2 separate regions of the Homo sapiens genome follow, and region 1 is linked to region 2. Evidence: chromatin loops called from intact Hi-C (ENCODE). Cell type or tissue: heart right ventricle. All regions are shown on one strand. Each heading gives the region's core, and the rest is flanking DNA. Links, peaks and the distances in the headings are about the cores only. Region 1 holds the start of PROX1-AS1 (PROX1 antisense RNA 1). Region 2 has its middle 320 kb from the start of RPS6KC1.

Region 1 (10,391 bases), core at 10-8,009, 610 kb before region 2:
GGAAACAGGAAGACTGCACGTCACAGTCTATCTGACGTACCCGGCCCCAGCACCCAATCGCGAGGCGCCTTCGGATTCAAGGGGGGATAGCAAGGCAAGAGAACTTGGGAGGAAAAAAAAATATAAAAGGGGTGGGGGTGAGGGGCTGGGAAGAGAGGAGGGGAGAGGGGCCCTGCGCTCCCCCTCCCCGGCCTCCATCCCCGGCCCCCACCCCCACCCCCACCCTGCCACAGCTTCGGGACGACTGGATCGCCGCGCCTGGGCCGGAGCGAGCCATCTGCGGGCACTATGCAAAGCGGGAGACGGCGCGAGCGGCGCCCGGCTCACACTAGCTCTTCCAGGACGCAGGTCTTTTTTTTTTTTTTTCTTTTTCTTTTTTCATTTCCCAGATACAGCTGATCGAGTTCGCCGAGTGGCCGAGCGAGTGAGCGCTCCTCCGACTTGGGTGGAGGAAGGCACGGAAAAGTATACGGGAGAAAAAGTGGGGGTTTTAGGGGTGGGGGTGGCATAGGAGGAGGGAGGGGGGGATCTGCAAATCATTCCACTTTTTAAACGATCATAGGTAGTGTCAAGGATACGTGTCACCCTTGGTTCCTTTTAAAGGGGAGGTGGACAATAAAATACAGGTAGGTTTGGTATTAAAATAATAGGTGCCAGAGGTTTCACATCGGGTCCGCTGCATCTGTTATTAGACGAAGATCAACATTGGCTGAGTCCCAGTTTATCTCCAGTCCAAATTATCAGGAAGAGGAATATTTACCCTTGGTTACCTCTGACATTAGTTGGATTGTAGGTAAAGCAGCCTTTAAAAATATATATGTTGCAAACATCTGGCGATTACCCTTCACTAATTCACTCGCCCCAGAAAGACCAAAGATAGCTGTTCAATACAGGATTTACACAGTTTTGACGCCTGGGCAACAAACTTTAAAGTTTATTAGGCAAGAAATTTCAAACGCATAAATCGCAGGCTCTAAAATAAAGCCCTAGAAAATTTACTTTGGTTTGACATTTCTTGCTTGAAAAATAACCAGCAAAATTTCTTTAGATAATGTGGCTCTTAAAGATCTCCTTGGGCTTTGCAAGTTACAAATGCAAGCGAGCCTCAGCCGCAGCTAGAACGTCCCTTTCACCGGGCACAGTAAACGGCTTTTAATAAAGCAGCCGCGTTTATGACCTAAAGATCCTATAAAAGCTGGGACTTGCAAGAGCTGCGAAGCAGAAACATTCATACATAGTCTATTAGACACTCATTTTTGTAAGTAGGAGGAGGACAAGTAGTCTTCGTGTGTCCCTCAAATTTAATCAGATCAAAGGTTGAATCATGCTGTGTCGTGACAACAGGGTATTTATGAGGTGTGTTACAAGTACACTGGCCAAACACTACCAATGTCTTCTGCGACACACACACACACACACTCCTTCCTAGGGAATTTACAATTTCAGCCTCAAATTCACCAAACCGTAAAGAGGATATTAAGCCCTCCCTTTGAATAAGAATAGCGATGTTAGTATGTCCGAGTCTATCCCGGCAGGAAACTTTTGGCACGAATTTCAAACAGTGAAAAGGAGAAAAAAAATTAGGTCGGTCAGGTTAGGTGTCGGCGATAAGAAAAGAGATTGCGGGAGCATCCCCAGCCTTCTTCTTTCCCCTTTTGCCGCCCCCACACACTCCCCCCACGCGTCTATCACGGAAGCAACACAGAGGAGCGCACACGCACCACTCACACCTCCAACTATTGACTGTTGTATCAGGTGTTCTAACCGGGATGTGACAGTTGAGGCTGGGAGCAGAAATAATCAACATGCCCATTAGATACAGGACGGAATAATGCTTCTATTGGTTGGGTCCCTTCGAGGTAAGCGGGTGTATTGAGCGGGGAAACTTGGGATCTGAGAATGGATCAAAGCTACTTTCTTTCTTATTTTTCGTCCTACTAGTTTTCTTTAAGAATCTTGGTTTGTACATATAAGTTAGCGCCAGCCCACAAATAAACTGGTAGGAGTAAGGGCTATATACCTTTCCACACCTTAAAACCATCTGCTCAGTTTGACATTTAAAAGGGCGGAGAGCAGAGAAGGAGGAGGGGGGAGTAGGGGGAAGAAAGGAGTCAGGGACAGAGAAAAAGATTCAAACGCGAAAAAAATGGCTTGCACTTTAGCCCACAAGTTTGTGTCAATTGCACATAGCGCTTGAATGCACGTTTTGCACACACCACGCCCGGGAACTGGCGGCGGGAAAAGTTCCCTGAGAACCCCAGTAAGTCCTGTGTCACGCCGTGGGCAAAAGCAGGCCTGAGTCGAAGTCGGGGTAACCCGCTTGCCGAACAAGGAAGCTCTCCCACCCCCAGCCTCGGCGGCAGAGGCTCCCGGCTCGCGACGCTCTGCCGCGGCGGTTCGCAGCCCGCATTAGGGCGCAGGAGCGGCGACTTGAAATAGGAGCGCGCGCCACGCTAGGCGAGCGAGATCGGTTCGCAGCCCAGCTCCGTGAGCTGCCTCGGCGCAGCCCTGTCCCGTGTCCTGTCCTCTACTGTCGGGGAGGCGTACAGGCCAGGCTCCTGGCAACCTCTCTTGCTAGAGCTGCGGCATTCTCCTGGGTCTCGGGCTGCCCTGGACAAGACTTGAGGCCCGAGCCCCCTATCTCGGGCGACTCCCGCTTTGTTTTCTGATAGGGGAGAAGCCTGGAGACAAGGAGTCGCCTAGATATTGGCTCCATCTCTGAAACCAGCCGCCAAGCCTAGGGTTAAGACAACTCCTCCCTCCGCCCCACTTCCAACACAACCCCAGTAACTTAGAAGTTAACGCAAGTTCTGACCGGTCTTGTAACACACTCTATCCGTGCAGGTTGCATTTACTTATTTATCTGAAGGGTGATCTGTGTGTTCTTAGACAAACTCGCAGTTATCACCCATGCATCTGGTTCTGGGTTAAATACACTTCGCCTTGACATTTGCTCGGTGTATGCTCACGCCTCCTGTTCTTTCTTAAAGCTGTTAGGTGGGGGCAGGAGGGAAGACAGTGTGTATAAGTAATTTAAAACCTTACAAACAACTGTTATCAGATCCTAAACAAACCAATTCTGAGAATTACAACCAGATTCAGTTGAGAGGCAAAAGTGGACGTGGATTTTGGAAAAGGGTGCCTAAGGACTTCCAGGTCAGCCACCCACCGCTACCACCACCACCACCGCCACCACTACCACCATCACTATCAGCACCCTGAAGAAGGGAAGAGAGGAAAACCAACCCCAGGGTGCAGGCCTGCCTGCTGCAAGCTTTCTAGAGGCAAAACTGACTGACGGCCTCTCACTCTCATCTCCTGTGCTCAGTGTGACGCCAAGCCCAACCTGGATTTGTTCTGAATGGGGGGGAAGTGAAATGCCACAAGATCAGTAGCAAGTAGCAGCTGCAGCGTTTTCTCTCCTGGGAACCCCACTGCTTAGAAGCCTCCTGAGTGATGTTTGTTTAACCAACAGCTTTCAAAGTAAACAGAAGCCAATCACTCCAAAGAAGTTGAAATATAACCCTTACAAGAATTTGGATCCAGGGGTGCTGGCAGAAAGAAAGTAATTTTTAAAATGATAAAGAACCCACTCCCAAATAAGAGTCTGCCACATTGCTTTAAGGAGCGCAGAATTGTCATGAAAATATAATTTCATCGAAAGGGCTAATTACAATAAGTTGACCTCGAAGAAAATCACTCTTCGCCCACAAAGACACACCCGCGGGGATGAGGAGGTTGTCAGTGATTGAAGGGACACACTACTACTTGATTTTATGGAAGTGGGCGAAAACAATCAAAGGGAAGTACATTCCCTGCCCTGGAGTAGTGAAGTGTAGGCTGGGAGCTCTTCGCCGCCAACCCTGGCTTTGCCTCAGGCACCGAACTTTCCAATACCAAGATATTAACAGATGGTGGTGAGCACATGGAGGGCTGCTACTTACATAATCTAGCCACTCCGCCCGGCTGCCCAGAGCCCGGCGAGGAACCGGCCAGGCCGCGCGCGCGCCTTCCGAGGGGTGCTCCCTGACATAACTTGCCTTTCTCCAACCCCACCCATCGTTTTGAGGGTTAGCATTTGGAGAGGCCGTGATTTAAAAAAACCAAACAAAAACAAAAACACCCAAAACATTGATTTGGCTGTGCTTTGTCTTCTTCAGTCCATAGTAGCGAAGAAGCTGGAAACCCAAAGGCTGAGAGAAACGGAGGGGATGCCTTCGGCGAGAAAGGGGTGCTCTCCCTACGTATCTGGGGGTTCCCGCGAGTGGAATTTACACAATTTACAACACTCTTGCCCACCATCTTTGGTTCAAATCCACATATCTTTTGCTGTCGCTTAAGTACAAAGGCAGTCTCGGGCCGCAACTCAAGGGGAGTGAGATGGGGTGAGGGTGTGAGTGTGAAGGGGACACCTTTGCACGCGGGGGCGCAGTGGGCAAAGTTACGCAAAGCCTCTGGGCACCGCTACACTTCCAAGCTGTGGCAGGGTTTTAAGCGCTCGATCCCGCTCGCAGGGAGTCCCTTTCGGATGTGTGGCCGCCTGCTGCCTTCACGCCCTCAGCCGCCTCCCAAGAGGCCCTGTCCCTCCTGGTGTGCCTGTGTACCTCCTCCAGTGTGCCAGGGCACGTGTGCTTCCCGAGCCTCCTCCCTGACTGCGACTCGGGACCGCCGAATCCTGCGAGGAATACGCCTGCGTGTGTTGGAAAAGTTTCGGGTTGGGCAGGAAGGCTGGGAATCTCCTCTCCAGGCACTCGGCAGGAGCGGGGCTTCCTCGCCCGCGGCTTCCTCCCAGTGCCCTCCTCCCTCCCCGGCCCGCCCTTCCTAGCCTCGGCCCCGCGCTAGGTGTCGCGGCCTCTCCGGCCAGAGAGAGCGAGCGCCAGATGCTGCGGCTGCCGCGGCGCCGCGCTCCGCAGAGGGCGCGCCCCTCCTGCCTGCGCGGCCAAGTGGGGGTCCAGGCCGCCCTGCTGGTCCCTCCTCGCTCTGGCCCCGCGGCACTTGCCTCTTCCCGGGCCATCGCAGGGGCTGCAGCCTCGCTCAGCTAGCCTGGGCTCAGTACACGCCCTGGACGCAGAGGGCAACCACCTGCTCCCGGCGCGCCGCAGAGCCGGGGAACGTCGTGGTGGCCGGGGGATTTCGGCCGCCGCCAGGCCTGCGCTGCCCCCGCGGCCTCTCCTCCCCCGCCGCCCGCCTGTTGCTGTGGGGACAGCCGGTGGACGCGCTCGACCTGGGAGGGGGGACTCCCTCCCGGGACCGCGGGAGGGGCGTGCACGTTTGAAGGGATGGAAATCTCCCTTTCTGCCCACCCCCTTTCTTTTGTCAATTACTCTAAGGATGTTTGGCCGTTACTCCCAGCTTCCCTCTCTTTGGTCTTTCACGTCAAGGATGTGAATTCGGGGGTGCTCCATTTTCAGGGGCTTTGGTGATAGGACTGAAGTTTTCCATATTGTCCATCTTACCAGAAGCTTTTATTCAGGGTGAGGAGTGGGCTAGAAATAAGTAGGTGCCTGCCTGACGCAGCGAAAAGAGAAGGACGCTCCCAGTTTGGATGCATTTGGAGAGAGTAACTGGAAAGTTGCATTTTGTTTAAATTAGAGCAAGATGAAGTTGAAAGCCAGATTTCTATATTTTTTCTGGTAATATTTCTTTTATGAAGTATCTAAGTGTCTGTTTGTCATCATTTTGAGATCAAAAGGAAAATCCATATGCTGTATAGTTTTTCGAAATTGCTATTTAAATATGTTTTAAATGTTTTGTCCAACGTGGAGTAGGCTGCTTGGAGGCAAGGCTGGTGACAGGAATAGCGGGATGGTTTGATGTGGAGTGGTGCTTCCGAAGACCTGACGAATCATCGGAATCACCGAAGGGGTGTTTTGTTGTTGTTGTTGTTGTTGTTGTTGTTGTTTTAAATAAAGATTTCTGGGCCCACCCCAGTGAGGTAATCAGAAGAAGGACCTGGGAATCTGGGGGTCACCCTGTGTCTTTAATTACTGCTCAGCTGGTTTGTTACTGACTCTGTGACCTTCAGTGTGTTACTTAATCTGTTTGAGACTCAGTTCTTTTTATCTGTGAAGTGGGGATAATATCCAAATCATAGATTTATTGAGAGACTTCTACACGACTAAACTTGTTCAGCACATGACTAGTGCTCAATACTTGGAAGGTATGTTGCCCACAAATGAGTGCTGTGTACACTCGAGCTGACATGTATTCTTATAAGGACCTGTCCCTATCCCCAACGTTTTGGTGAAGCCAGCTGGACTGTCATGGGATATGTATGTGTATGCACATTTTAGCTCATGCATAGTTGTCACCTTTACATGCTTTCCCCTCCCCCGTCTTTTAGGCCATAAAATAAATCAGAATTGGCACATTTGGAAGCTAGGCCCTGTGCTTTTGGACCTAGAACTGTCCATCAGGCCTACTGGCAAAGGGGGGAATTTACCAATCTGAAGTCTACTTCCTCCTCCACCCCACCCCCACCTTTTTTTGGCCCGTTCACCCTCCCTGTTTTATAGATGGCAAGCATCTCCTAAAGAAACCGCTGGTCAGACCAATGAAACCACAGGACAAAGAGTTCTCTTCAAAAGGGAACAACAAGAAGGAGAGAAAAAAAAAAAAGACAACATTCCTAGGTAAAACAAAAGCAAATGTAGATCATATGTTATATGTTTTTACATGTTTGACTCAATAACCTCCCCCAAATCCATGTAAATTAAAATATAAACTTTCATAAAGTTATGTTCAAACCAATGAATAGAAGCATACCCCAAGGTGATTAGGGGACAGACAGCCAAGGACAGCTGTGAGAAGGGAAAGGAAGCTGGGCAGGAAGGTGCCATGCTCGGCTGTGACTGCAGAAGTGGGGGGAAGAAAGCCAAGGAAATGGAACGGGCTGAAGCAGCAGACAACAGCTCAAGAGGGCTGACAGTTTTTCAACTGCAGAGGCCTGTGAGCAGCTTATTAAACATCCCGAGAAAGGTGTTTTGCTGGTACCCTCAAAAGGCTTGAGATAAAGTAATCGTAGATTCCCGGGGGCGGGGGGAGTAAAGAAGGGATTGCCAGCGTGGGGTGTCGGTGGGCCCAGCCCCTAGTGAATGGACCCCAGGGGTCGGGGTGAAGGCACTGCACTCTCTGAATGAGGGAAAGAGGAAGCATCACCCCTAGATGCCTGTCCTCCTGGTGTCCGTGGTCTTTGGGCAAGCGTGGAAGGTTCCTGCTCTCTGGCTACTTTCTCTGTCCCTGTTTCCTAGGTGGAAAAAGTCCGTAACTTTAGGGGACAAAAACAAAGGGCGCCCCCCAAAAACTAGAGAGAAACATATTTGGGGTCAAACTGTACAAAAATGGATGGCAACTTCTGGCTTCTCCTCCCCAAGCACCCTCCTAGTGGAAAGAGCTCTATTCCCTACACTTGTAGGTGGACAGGGGGCAAAGGCCGAGAGGCAAAGGGTGTTGGTGGGTGAGTTGGGGGAGAACGGGATGGGGAGGGCTGGGGGAAGTGTGTCTGCAGAGTGTGAATGGGCGGGACAGGGGTAGTGTGTAGCTGTGTGTGTGTGGGAGGGGCAAGGGAGTGGAGTTGGGGGAGCGAGTGTGGGTGGGCTCTGTCGGGGGAACTTCGAACTGGGGGCGCGGGGGAGGTGGGTGGAGGGGAGTTGGGTGGGCGAAGAGCGCCAGTTTCCCCGGAGGAGGCCCGGGAAACAGGCGGGGAGGGGGCGTGTGGAAGCGTCGTTTGAAGGGCGGAGGGGCAGGCCGGAGAAAAGGCCAGGCGGGAGGCTAAATCTGGCAGGGGCTCCAGCCCGGCGAAGGCCGACGCGTCTCGGCTTCCTCTCGCCTAGACTTTTGAAGCGGCTGGCTCGCTAATCCCGGGTTGGCTGAAAGACTTGGACCCGCAGCCTCGGGGGCCCTGCGTCCCGGACTATCTCCCGGGGGGCGCTATGGGTAGGGAAGCGGGGCTGCCTTGACTCTCAGTGCGGGTCCCCGGCGCCCTCTCAGCCTACTGGGGGTGCGGGCTGCGCCTCGGTGTGTGCCCCCCTTCAGCGCCTCGACAGCGCCCCTCACGCTAGCTTCCTACTTCCTCCCAGCTCCATCTTCCTCCGTCCCCTCCCTAGGCCCTGCTGCTCCTTTCACTCCTCTGGGTCCCTGTTCCCTGCCCCACCGTCCTTTTCCCACCACCATCAGGCGAGTTCATCCCCTTCTCTCTCCATTGCTAATCTTCTGATGGCGGTGCTGGGGAGAGCGGGAGGGGGTGCTTAACCCAAAGTGGACTCAAAGAAAACAGAATAATTCAATTCATCGGATAATTACTGTTTGCAAGACACTGCTAAGCACGACAGTTGGTGACCCTTTGAGGGAGCAGAGTGGACCGAAGGATTTTGGTTCTGACCCAATATGGGCAGTTATGATCGGTGTTTGATTTAGGCAGATCTCGGAAACCTCAATTAGAAACTCTAGTCTAGAAGGATCTGGACGAGGGGCAAAAGTGTCAACACCTTCTTCTCTCCTATTCCAAAGTGATCTTTCCGTGGGAATGCGGCAAGGAGTCAGCAGGCATAGTGAAAATGGGCGGCGATGGATACTCCCAGCACTTGCTGAGCACTGCTACGCCTCAGGACTGGGACAGGTGCTTTACACCCCAAAATTCCCGTTTCTTGATTCCAAAATGTCGTAGATTATAAGACACACCATTTAAAGATGGCCTTTAGGAGAAAAGGAAAATACGAGGATCTTAAATGCACAATGGATTGTGAGACACTGATTTTAGGAACATAAGATATGAGAAAAAGTGAATCTTAGAAGTGAGGAAATAAAGTATAGTATGCGTAATTCTCCCAACAGCCAAGAGATGAATTATCGCCATGTTTGAATGAGGGAACTGAGACTGGGGAAGGCTTCACCACTTGCTCAAGGCCGCAAGGCCAGTAAGTGGCACAGCCAGAATTGGAATCCGGGTCTGCCTGTAGTCTGAGCTAGAGCAATTTCGCTTAGGGCAGTAGCTTCTGCAGGGATTGGGCTGTGTCAGCCCTTTTCCATAACCCTGTTTTTGTCTTGACCCTTTTACCATCAACACCTGCCCCCACACCCCAAGCTATGGCTATTGGGGGGAAGATAGGAAATAAATTACATTTTTCACATTCAAAATAAAGTATTTAAAGGGTAAAAATCATGTATGCCAGGTTTACTGTGCACCACAGGAAGTCGATGAATTCAAGGATCCCTGTATTGCTGAAAATAGAATTGTAAAAAATAAAAGGGGTGGGGGGAGAAAGTGAACGAAACTAATCCTATTAAACGTGGTAGCATGTTTTTGTGGCACGCAGGGAGAGATTAAGCACAGGAAAGGGGATAAGTACTGCTTCAGTTTCACTAAACTAATGTGACAACTTGTCATTGGAGATCTTTACAGCTTGTTAGTAGATGACTAGCTGATTCAGAAGTGTTTTCTATCATTCCCTTTGTGTCCCCATGAGTTTTTGTAAAAAAATTTTCTTTCTTTTCCTGTTTCTTTCTTACTCATGCTGCTCTATTTTGCTTTATAATCCTCAGTGTCTCCTTCAAGTCAAAACATTTAGCTGGCTCTAATCAAGATTTGGTTTTGAAAATGCCCCTTGACCTGGGGTAGCCCAGAGAAGCCCTTGTTCTTCATACTCAGCCCCGGAACGGTCCTGTGGCTTGAGAAACTGAGCTTCTGGGAGAAAAGCTCCCTTTTTGGATTTCACTTTTCTGCCGTCCTTCTCCTTTGCCCTCCTCCCTTTTCTTTATTTTTTGTTCTATCCTTTTATTCTTTTCTTTTTGCCTTTAATTTCTATTCCTCTATTCTCTTTTCCCCTTTCTTTATTTTTCTCTCCAATTTTCCTCTTCTCACTTACTTTCCTTCCATCTTCTCTTCCTTAGAATTCCTTTCTCTTCTTTCATGCATTCCAATAACTGTTTTCCCTTTTCTTCAGATAAGACAGTTACATTCATAGAGAAAAGCTATGAATTTTTGATGGTTTCTAAGTTGAAGTAGCTCCCAGTGAAGGGGGCAGTGGTGAGGGGAGGGGCAGGGAGCCCATCACAGACCCGCAGGGAACAAAAGGCTGATCAAAGTGAAGAGGAAGCCAGAAGTCTAGGCTTGGTCACTGTCTTTCCAAAGCAGGTGTCTAGCTTGTTTGGAAACCTGGCTGACCGTCCCGCTCTTTTGCTTTGGCATCACTCTCTCCCACTTTCCCCCTCCCCCGCTGCAACTTTCCTCACTGGCTTACCACCAGGCGAGATGTTGAGTCAATGGAAAAACAACATTCGCCAACATTAAAGGGAGACTGTTTAGAAAAGGAAGGCCCTGCTGAGGTGCAGAGGAAGCCTGTGCATTAACACGGGCCACCTCTTATCTGGGGCAGCTGGGCCTGAGCTGCCTG
Region 2 (10,787 bases), core at 1,600-9,599:
GAAGAGAGGGAGAGGAGGAGTCACAGGGTTATCAAAGATGACAATGGTGTATGCGTTTGCTAGAGCTGCCATAACAAAGTACCACAAACTGGGAGGTTCAAACAACAGATACTTATTATCTCACAGTTCTGGAGGCTGGAAGTCCATGATCATGGTGTCAGCAGCATGAGTTCCTTCTTGGGGCTAAGGCGGAATCTGTTCCAGGCCTCTCCCCAAGCTTCTGGTTTGCTGGCGATCTTTGGCATTCCTTGGCTTGTAGTCACATCACTTCAATCTCTGCTTTCATCTTCACATGGCACCCTCCCTGTGTATCTGTCTCCAATTTTCCCATTTTTATAAGGATATGGATCACATTGGATTAGGGGCCTACCCTCCAATGTGACCTCATCTTAACTAATTATATCTGTAATGACTCTATTTCCAAATAAGGTCACATTAAAGGTACCGGGGATTAGGACTTCATCATATGAATTTGGGAGAGACAGAATTCAATCTATAACAATTGAAGATCCACACGTACCAGGCCTTTAACAGTCCTGTAAGGTAGGTGTTCTCATTCCCATTTCACAGAGAATGAAAGCAGGGCTCAGAAAGGTCAAGGGTCTTGCCTGAAGTTAGACAACAATAGGACCATCTGAAAACAACCACCCAACCCTTGCCGAGAACCTGGGGGTTGGCCACTGCCACACTTCTCCCCTAGGACCCTAGCAGGGAACTCTCTCCCCCTCAGCCTTCTCTTGATGAGCCACCCTGTCTAGGGTAGCCTGGCCTAGGATCTCTGTCAGATCCCAGCATAAATCACTCACCAAGCTGTGTTTTCTCCAGAATGAACATGGCAGGTGACCTGTGAGGTGTGCCTTGGATGGATGTCGGAGGAAGGGCATGTTGGGCTAGGGCCTCGTTCTCTTATGCACATACTGCTCTTGCTTGGCAGGATTCTTCACTTCTTCTCAGCTCTAAAGGAAACAAAATATTCTGGCCTTTATTCTCACGCATTCATTTCACGAATGAATAAATATGGATATATAAAATATGGATATGTGTATCCATCATTTATTTATTAAATAAAATAATGGTGGGGCAGTACCTGCTACATAGTTTGGGTTCAGTAAACATCAGTTTCCTCTTTCCTTTTCAACACATTTCCAAACTTTCTCTCCCCACTTTCCCTGCCCTCTGCTCAGGGAGCACAAGCTTATATCAAGACGAGAAAAACACGAATGCAATTTAGCAAGCAAAGGCTATGTACATGACCATCCCAAAACAAATAACTAAATGTATTTATTGATCACTCACTTCATGCCAGGCATTTTTCTAACCAATGAGTTGAATTAATCCTCCCACCAGTCCCATAAGGAGGACCCATTATCATCCCCTCTTTACAGATGGGGAAACAGAACAAAAAGGCAAAGTCACATGGCATAATTCCTTGAACAAAGCCAGTTATTCTAGAACTCTATTTTTATTTTACTAACTACAGTTTCACACTTAGAGGGAGAGTTAAATTAGGAGAAAGTCACAGTTGTGGTTGTCTGGTAGGTACTGCAATTATCAGCTTACAACAGCGTACCTCAGTTCCTCAGATGGCAATGCCTCCATTAAGCAAGGTTGCTGGGTGGAGGGCCCTCAGAGCTGCCCTAACAGGAGCTGGGGAAATAGGTCTCTCAAGGGGCTTAAACCTTGCTCCTGCTATTTGCATTATTCTTTACTTGCCAAATCCTTCTTCCCTATATCGTGTCAAAGTATAAATTGTTATCCCCAAATGCCAAGTTTTAGGACTAAAGTCCCAATGTGTAGGATTTTCCTATTTATTCAAGGTTTGTCAAGATGCTGTCAAGCTCAGAGGTAGGGCTTCCCCATGAAGGTAAGAAACATATTCAGCTGCCAGTTCTCTTCCTCCCAAACTGAGCAGGAATATTTTTATTTCCTATTTTCCCACCCCCAATCAGACATGTAGCACCTCTTAGCCTTGTCGTATTGAATGATTTTAGCAGTTTCCAAAACAAAATTAAATACAGCTCCAGCTTGAGAAATGTTCCACCTCCTGGAGTCATGGCATTTAGTATTATTATTCACTTATTATTATTCAAAACAAATAAGGATGATAAAACATCAGTTGGAGCCACTCCAGGACAGAAGGAACTGGAATATCTAATAAAAACCATAGTATTCCACAAATAGAAAGTGTTAGAAAATGCAGAAAAACAATGACAAAGGACATTCTGCACCTTCTCCTCAAAACACAGAACACCTGAAACAATAGAGCAGCTCTAAATGACCAGTGAATCTGACACAGAGAGAACTGTTTAGGGTACTCCCAGTTCAGACCTCAGAAAGATCAAATCGATGGGAAGCATGCAGCACAGAGTAGGTCATGATTTTTACTTTCCTTCCCTCTCTTGTGAATTTCAACGGAACTTCCTTCAAAAAGTCTAAACTCCCTGCAGCTAAGGAGAAAAGGTTATCGCATTCAGGAATTTGCTCTCCACTAGAAAACATCCAATGACCCCCACGTTCAGGAAGTCTCAGAGCCTTTAAAGCACATTTCAGCCTGAGCAAATGTTTAACTCCAACTTGGGAAAAGTCACAGGATGTTGCAAACCACCAACATCCCAAGACGGGCCTTCCCAGACTTACCTTCCCAGAGGAGAATGTGGCAGATTAGTGGTTTGGCGACTCTTACTTGGTCCCCAGTGCAAGGTGGTCAGGAATGTTACACAGATTGAGAAGCCAACCTTTGCTGAGGTCCCCCCGACCACAAGCCCTCCACCTCATTCTTCTTCTCCCTGATTGTCTCCAGTCCTGTATTATCTCGCACTACTTCCTCCAGCTTCATCTGAAGAGAGCCTCATTCCTGAGATGCCTAACTTTGGGGGTGTTGATTGTTACAAAGTAGCAGGGTTTACTTGTATGGTTCACTCTACCTAGATCTATTTCCAGAAAGAAAATAGGCAGAGACAAGGCAAACCTGGAGCCCCAGGGGACCCCCTAATTGTCTGTCTGCCCACTCTCTGCACTGCACAACCATCAACTCCTACTGCCATTTCCAGTTAGAGAAGGATAGAAAGGGAAAGAGAAGCAGAGCAGGAGGCAAAATCGGAGGAACGGTTTGCATCAATTTTGAAATAGGATGAGGAACTGTGGGACCATATCTTTTTTTTTTTTAATTCTCAATAATGTACCTAATTCTTGCATGAAATGAGGAAAACTGTCTTCTACCATCGCATTACTCATGATAGCTGAAATTTTTTAACACCTCAACATCATTAAGTATGCAATTTTAAAAAAAATAGAAACAACCTAAATATCTAACAACTGGGAATTTGCTAAGTAAATCCAAATTATTGAATACAATGCAATAATTCAAAATGCAATTTACAAAGATTTTAGGGACTAGGGAAATGCTAATGACATAACATTTAGTTAAAAACAAGATTCATTTACATACAGTTTAATCTCAGTTATACAAATATGGAAAACATATACAGTACTAGATATTGTTTTGTCTGCCAGTATCTACTTTCTCTGTCCTTGTTTCCAGCTTTTCTGGAAACTTTACACACACACACACACACACACACACACACACACACACACACACACAGTTGTCACGAGAAGAGCCATTATACACAATATGGCTGGCCCCTGGCCACAGCTGATTGGTCCAGGGTGGACATCTGACCCAAGCCAGGACAATTCTCTCCTTCCCCAGTAATTCTGGAATTGGAACTGAGGGAGTCTTTCTCTTTCCAGCAGCAGAAACGATAGGACAGCATGCCTAGTAGTTGCAGCTGTGGGCCCATGTGTCTGGCCCTCTGGGCCAGAGACCCCCCAGCAGCCAATCCATAAAAGTAGAGCGGGGAGGAGGCAAATGCAGAAAGGAAGAAACAGTTAGAGAAGGAGTGTCCTGACAAAACATAGGTCCCCCTGTCTTGCTGTTTCTGAGCCCTGGCCACATTTCTGCCCTTGGGGTGCATGAGACAGACAACCCCAGATCCTTATAATCAAGCCACCATTTTACCTAGGTCTTTTGAATTGGATTTCTGTCACTTATAACCAAAAGAATCCTAACCAATATGTGCTCCCTCAAATGCCCAATTACTTATACAATCTCCTACATCCCTCAACATGTTCTTGGGGGTGGGGGATCCGATGGCAAGTGATTTCTTTTTGCTTTTCTGTGTTTTCCCCCAAATTTTCTATTATGAACACTTTTATTATCTGGCATTCAGCATTCACCTCGAAATCTACCACCTTAATTCACTTACAACAGATATACACACTTTGCACGAGGTTAAGAGAAAACCTTATCAGAAAATATGTATTTATTAAATATGTGTGTATATGTGTGTATGTGTGTATATATGTGTATATGCCTATGTGTGTATGTGTGTATGTATGTGTGTATATATGTATGTGTATATGTGTGTATGTGTGTATATATGTGTGTATGTGTATGTATGTGAATATGTATGTATGTATATGTGTATATGTGTATGTACATGTGTGTATGTGTATGTGTGTATGCGTGTATATATGTGTATATGTGTGTATATATGTGTATGTGTATATATAAGTATATGTGTTTATATATGCGTAGATGTGTGTATGTGTGTATGTGTGTGTATGTGTGTACGTGTGTATGTATGTGTATGTGTGTGTATGTGTATGTATGTGTGTGTATGTATGTGTGTATATGTGTGTGTGTAGTAATAGTTGTTGTCGTTGTAGTAGTAAATATATGAGACGTAGAAACCAAAAATCCTGGAAACTGTTCGCCTTTTAAATTTTCCCTCCCCATCACACACGTTCCTGGAGGTCCAGGGCCAAGGCCCCCCTCCCAGAGGCCTCTGGAGGTGTGTTGCAGGCCCTTCCCTTTCTGTCCCCAGCCTAGTCCTGACCTGGTCTTCAGGCCACATTTCTCATTCCAGCCATTCTGGGATCTCTAGTGATTCATTATCCGAAGGTCAGCCATTTGTACATCTCAACAGAAAGGGCAGGAAAACTTCTACCACCTTTCCACGTGGTGTGATCACGTCTCTTTTCTTCCCTTGCTTCTCAAAGTCATTGCCATTTTGGAATTTTGGTCTCTCCTGGCATGCCCTCCCTCTCCACTGAAGCTTTCAAAACCTCTATTCTTTGGAAGCCCAGAGCAAACCCTCTTTTCTCACCGAGAATCAGAAAACTTGGCTGGCGCACCCCCTAGTGGTGGCCTAATGAATCCCCCTCAATTACTACAGGGTACAACCCCTGGGGTTTCTCAAAGTGTGTTCCATTGGACCTTAGTTCTGCAGAAAAATAGCCTAAGAGAAAAGTATTGTATGTTAAGTGAGATTTGAAAACACTGGGATAAATAAAAGTTATCAGTTTGCTTTAGTGGAGGACGTCTTCAATTCTTTAAATATACTAATGAACACTGTGAATCTCACTGATCCAGATTTATTTGATTGAACTTTTGTGAAATAATAGGATAACTATCATTTATTGAGCATTTACTATCAACCATAGTATTAGCATTTATAAATAGAGAAATTGATACATGAGGTGGTCAAATAACTTGCTTCAGTTAGGTTCACATGACACCAAGGCCCATGCTCTTAACCATTACAAGATCCTGGCTTTATGTTTGCTCCAGGATGTTATTCTGCAAATTCTACTTATACATGCCACTCTTATTCCCTATATTACCAGTCAGGAATACTACAGATTACCTCTCTATGAAACAAGAAAAGCAGGAGCCTTCAAAGGATACAGAGGTCTCCCTCACTGCCCTTGGGAAGCTTCTGGTTTCGGTGGCGATAAAGGGAAATTCACTGTCTAAATGCCACAAACAGATCCTTCTTGAAATTATCAGCAAAGAGGATGTGATAGGGCATCGTGTTAAAGATCCAGATACATATTTTCCAATGATATTATGGGAAGGTGCAATAGGCTACTTTTTTATTTCTTCTAAGAGAAGCTTGCTTTTGAGCCCTAAATACTTGTTGGCCTGCTTTTATAAGCAATAGGATATTCTGTATGGATATCTGGTTTTATATCTGTTAAGAAATGGAGATGATAATATGCCCCCTCCCATTTTTTTAAATTGTCAAATACATAATATGTTGTAAACCTTAATTCTGGCAGCATAGGTTACTTATGGATGGGTTTTCTTTTTTTGTTGTTTTGTTCTGATTTTTTATTTTTTATTTCATGTAAAAGAAACCCAAAAGTAGTTTATTGACATACATAACTGAAAAATGTAGGCTTCAGGAACAGCTGGATCCAAGGGCTGAAATAAGAACATCATTAAACCCAAATGCATCGTGCCGTACTTGGATTTTTAGAGAAAGGAAATAGCACGTAGTGCTCTAAATATGTCCTGGTCCCTTGTCCTAATTAACATAGAGAAATGAACAGATAGTTGTATGGATGTCAGGATTTAAGGATGGGCCCCCAATTCCAACACTGGCCCTCCAGCTACCCTTCTTAAATATCTGTGTAAAGACTTGATTTTTCCATCTGTAAAAATGGGCATGCTACCCCTCCTTTTTGACCTCAGTGGAAGCTGAAAGAAGCTGTAAAGTTTTCAAATGCTTTTTCGTTAGAGGATTAGATATTGTGATAATTTTTTCGCTATTAATGTTCACAGAGATAGCACTTCACACTGGCAAAGGATTTTCTAAGTATTTATTTGTTTTACAAATTTATCATTTAAAACTCCACAATTAGCTTGTCAAACATACACCTTCAACATTACAACCACAGTTTAAAGCCAATCAAGCAACAAGAGGAGAGAGGGGAATACAGATATTTATTTATATATATTAAATATGTATGTATTTGTATATCTATCCTTCTATATTTAAATTCACATTGTGTGTGCATGTGTGTGTTTGCAAGACACATATAAATGGCAAATAAGGAAACTTAAAAAAAAAGAGCGATAGATGGATGGTCCCAGATTTTAATACCACCCCCAAGGTAGAACAGGTGGTGAAAATATAATAAAACATGTTGCACGGAACTTGTCATGAATTTTAAAAACAAAAATGCCTACAGACCAAATAAACTGCTCTGACACTGGGCTAAATCTGAAGTTCCCAAACTATTTTAAATGACAAAGCGAAGTTCCCAAGAGAGGGAGTTCAACAGAAATGGTTAGAGGGCAATTGCTGCTGAACTCACACAGAAAAAAGCTAGGGTAGACGGGCAGACACCCAGCCTGCTCCCCCTCGACAGGATGGGCCACACGCAGATGCCCAATCCCGTAAGGCCAGGCCTATCTATGTGCAGGACCAAAGGGCCTGTTGACAAAGGCCTCAGGGAGCCTCCTGCACCTGCATTCCTGCCTGATAGGTGGTTTCTCAATAGATCTGAAGGCAAACATTAGGGGCATTTGCCCAGAAGCTGAGCTTATGCTTGTCAACAACCATTTTCAGGTGCCCTGTTAGAAGGTGGGCTGGAGGCCGCGGCCCAAGTGGTGCAGGCAGACACCCCTCTCTCAGCAGCACCCACCTGCACAGGTCCCACCCATTCATTCATCACAACAAGCAGCCTATCCTTTATTTTCAGTCAACAGTTTATGAAGAGCTTCCACTTCCGCTGCCTGTCTCCATTACAACAGAATTCCTGGGAGCTGCACAGCAAAGATGGCAGGACTCCATTTTGCAGTAAGGAAGAGGTGAAGTGATTTGCCCAAACTCACAGAGGTGGAATGACAGACAGCTCAAGATTTCTGACTCCTGTCCAGTCCTGTGACTACTGGAGTATGTTCATGAAGACCCTCCAGGATGATGGCGAGCAGGGAGTGGGCATTCTGGTCCCCCTCCCCCAGACTCACAAGTTCAAATGCCTGGAGAGGTGAGGTCAGGAGTGGAGGAGGTCAGTGTGCTCGGCAGCTAACCGGAAAGCCTGTGCCCCATTTCAGTGCAGGCCACTGCCTTGGCCCAGCAGGTTTATGTTATGCAGAAGTGGCAGGGTTTCTTATTTTGTAAAGTGAAAGCCAGAGATCTGAATCATTATGTAAAATATCTTCATTTTTAAATATTTGCCAACCACTAGGATAGCCACTATTAAAAACAAAAACCAAACAACAACAACCAGAAAGTAACAAGAAGATGTGGAGAAATTAGAATCCTTGTGCACTGTTGGTGGGAACGTAAAGTGGCTCAGCCACTATGGAAAACAGCATGGCAATTTCTCAAAATATTCAACATACAGTTATCAGATGATTCAGCAATTCCACTTTTGGGTATACACCCAAAAGAATTAAAAACAGGGACTCGAGCAGATATTTGCACACCCATGTTCATCACAGCAGCCAAAAGATGGAAGCTGCCAAAAAGTCCCATTGACAAATGAACGGATCAACAAAATGTGGTGTCTACATAACAGTGGAATATTATTCAGCCTTAAAAAGGAAGGAAATTTTGACATGCAACAACAGGATGAGCCTTGAGGACATCATAGTAAGTGAAATAAGCCAGACACAAAAAGACAAATACTCTGGCTCCTACTCTACGGGAGGTACCTAGAGTGGTCAAATTCACAGGGCCAGCAGGTAGAAGGACAGTTGACAGGGGCTGGGGGTAAGGAGCAAGGGGGAGTTGTTGTTTAATGGGTATAGTTGCAGTTGTGCAAGAAGGAAAGTTCTGGAGATTGGCTGCACAACCTTGTGAATGTACTTAACTCTATTGAACGGTGCACTTAAAAACAGTTAAAGAGATCAATGTTATGTGTATTTTACTACAATTAAAAATAACCACACTGTATGAATCTAACAAACCCATCTGCAGACTGCTTCAGGTCATGGGGCACGAGTTTGACATCTCTGCCCCATTCTGGTACTCAATGCCACTGCCCTGTCCCCCACCCCAAAGGCCAAGATGAAATGCATTAGAAGAGGGCCCATCTAGAGTAGAGTCTCTCTACAAAGAGGGTCAGCAAACTTGAGTTTACATCCTGGCTCCAACTCGCGCTAGCAGCAAGACCTTGAGCAAGTCAGTCATTTCATCTCTTCGAACCTCAGTTTGCTCATCTATTGAATGGGACTAATAACACTTCCCTTGTTTCCTCGGCCCTCTCAGGGCTCTGGCTCAGTAAGAGCATGTTGGCCTCCAACCCCATTTAATACCCCCATACCTCTTCCATTGAAAGCTATTCTCTCTCTTCCCATGCTGCAGTGTGGTCATGTGTTGCCCCATGAAACTGGGGGCTCTCAGTTTAGGCTTGACTATTTCATACATCCCGAAGTGCACAAGCCTGTAAGTGCCCAACAAATCTTATTGAATCAAGCAGTTGGCCAGCCAGCTTACTGAGCACTAATTATGTGCCAGACATTCCACCAGGTGCTGAGGAGACCCATAAAAAATCATGTTCTTAAAGATGTATCCTGGTTGTGGAGACAAGATACATGCAAAAAAAATAAAATAAAATAAAATAAAATAAAATAAAATAAATAAAATAAAATAACAGAGAAGCAGGTAAGGTCCAAACTGTCTTAGTACAAGCAAGAGCCTGGGGTCCCACCACCCCTGAGAAGGAGGTAAGAGAAAGAAGAGCTCTTTCCCTGTCTTTTGCACAGCATCTTTTTGAGCTTTTCTTGGCCCTGGAGGTTAGAAATTCATCTTCCTACATTGCAATTGCTTCGAGATAAGACCATCCTATGTCCTCAACACAGGCACCATAGTGAGTGAGAGCAGAATTAGGGCAGCTCTCCTAGACAGATTTGGCACCATCTTACACGCTGGCCTAGAGGGTTTCTTGAGGAAAATTGCAGGCTGGACCACTGTGGCATCTTCCTGCCTATAAAGCCAGGAGGGCTGAAGCTCTCACTTCCCCCGAACCCAGGCCCTCAATTCTCACCCTGATTAAATGGACAGTTCCCTGGGTCGACCAGGTCGAAAATATGTGCTAATTCTCTAATCTGACTTGTCCTTGGAGGTTCCCTCCCCATCCTGCTGGCCACACCAGCTGCCTAGGGGAGCACAACTGAGAAGATATTTGGCAATTATCCAGTTAATTTGATCAGTGGAGACAGCCAAACAAATAATCCAGGCCAAAAATGTCCAGATCAGCTGTCTACATGGATCAAATTCCACTTCACTGACACCACGCAGGTTCAGCCCTAAAGAATGGGTTTCACTGAGAAACACATCCCAGTATCCCGGCATGCTAGGCTGCACCAGCCTTTAGTGGAATTGCGAGCTTGGCTGCATTTCTCTGTGACATCCTTTCCATTCCCATTCAGTGCCCTTCCCACCCCCAGGACTTTGGCCCCATAGGGCCAGGGGTCTTTGGTAGCTGTCAGGGGCTAGAATATTCTTGTGTCCATCTCCTACTCTAGGTATTTGAAACTCATTAGGAAGAGACTTTCAACATCTGAAATGCCTTTGAAAATTAAAGGAATAGCAATGTAATGGTAGAATGTCAGGATCCAAACAAGCCAAGGTGCAGGAAGGTATGAGAAAAGAAATCTCACTCATGCCCTATAACTTCAACCATCTTAGAAGTTGCCTACTCCATACCTCCCCCAGCCCACTCTTCTCAGGTCTTATCTGTAGCATACTGACTCCTCAGCATGACAGAAGAAAACTTTGGATCAATTAAGATCAAGTTCCACTATGTAAACAGAAAATCCCGAATCTCAGAAGCTTATAGACAAGGACTTAATCTCTAACATAAAGTAAGTTCAGAGACAGACAGTACGCAACTGTGGAAGATAACACACCTAATTCTGACTTTGCTATGGTGGGCCTCAGCCTTATTTCCTGCTAAGGTGTTGATTTGGAGATACTACATATTAA

The links. Peaks named below come from ENCODE experiments on the same cell type or tissue, not always from the same donor. Only the 100,000 strongest peaks of a DNase experiment are listed, where the experiment ranks them.
Region 1: a loop joins it to region 2, with 16 times the contacts of the local background. A loop is called at or near these places in 23 of 110 quality-filtered maps.

The regions. Positions count from the first base shown.
Region 1 is chr1:213,977,537-213,987,927 of GRCh38, reverse strand. It overlaps PROX1-AS1 (PROX1 antisense RNA 1), which reads left to right and starts at 1,775. Exons shown (of 6, transcript NR_037850.2): 1 at 1,775-1,859. It also overlaps a transcript of PROX1 not described here. RefSeq lists enhancers at 3,103-3,788, 3,789-4,475. In heart right ventricle, for the core only: a CTCF peak has its summit at 4,844; a DNase peak (open chromatin) is centred at 17; H3K4me3 peaks cover 3,628 bases; H3K27ac peaks cover 1,821 bases; H3K27me3 peaks cover 6,844 bases.
Region 2 is chr1:213,368,902-213,379,688 of GRCh38, reverse strand. It overlaps a transcript of RPS6KC1 not described here. Among named protein-coding and RNA genes, the nearest start is that of RPS6KC1, 320 kb to the right of the region's middle. RefSeq lists enhancers at 6,893-7,417, 7,418-7,944. In heart right ventricle, for the core only: a CTCF peak has its summit at 5,212 (motif pointing left); a DNase peak (open chromatin) is centred at 5,168.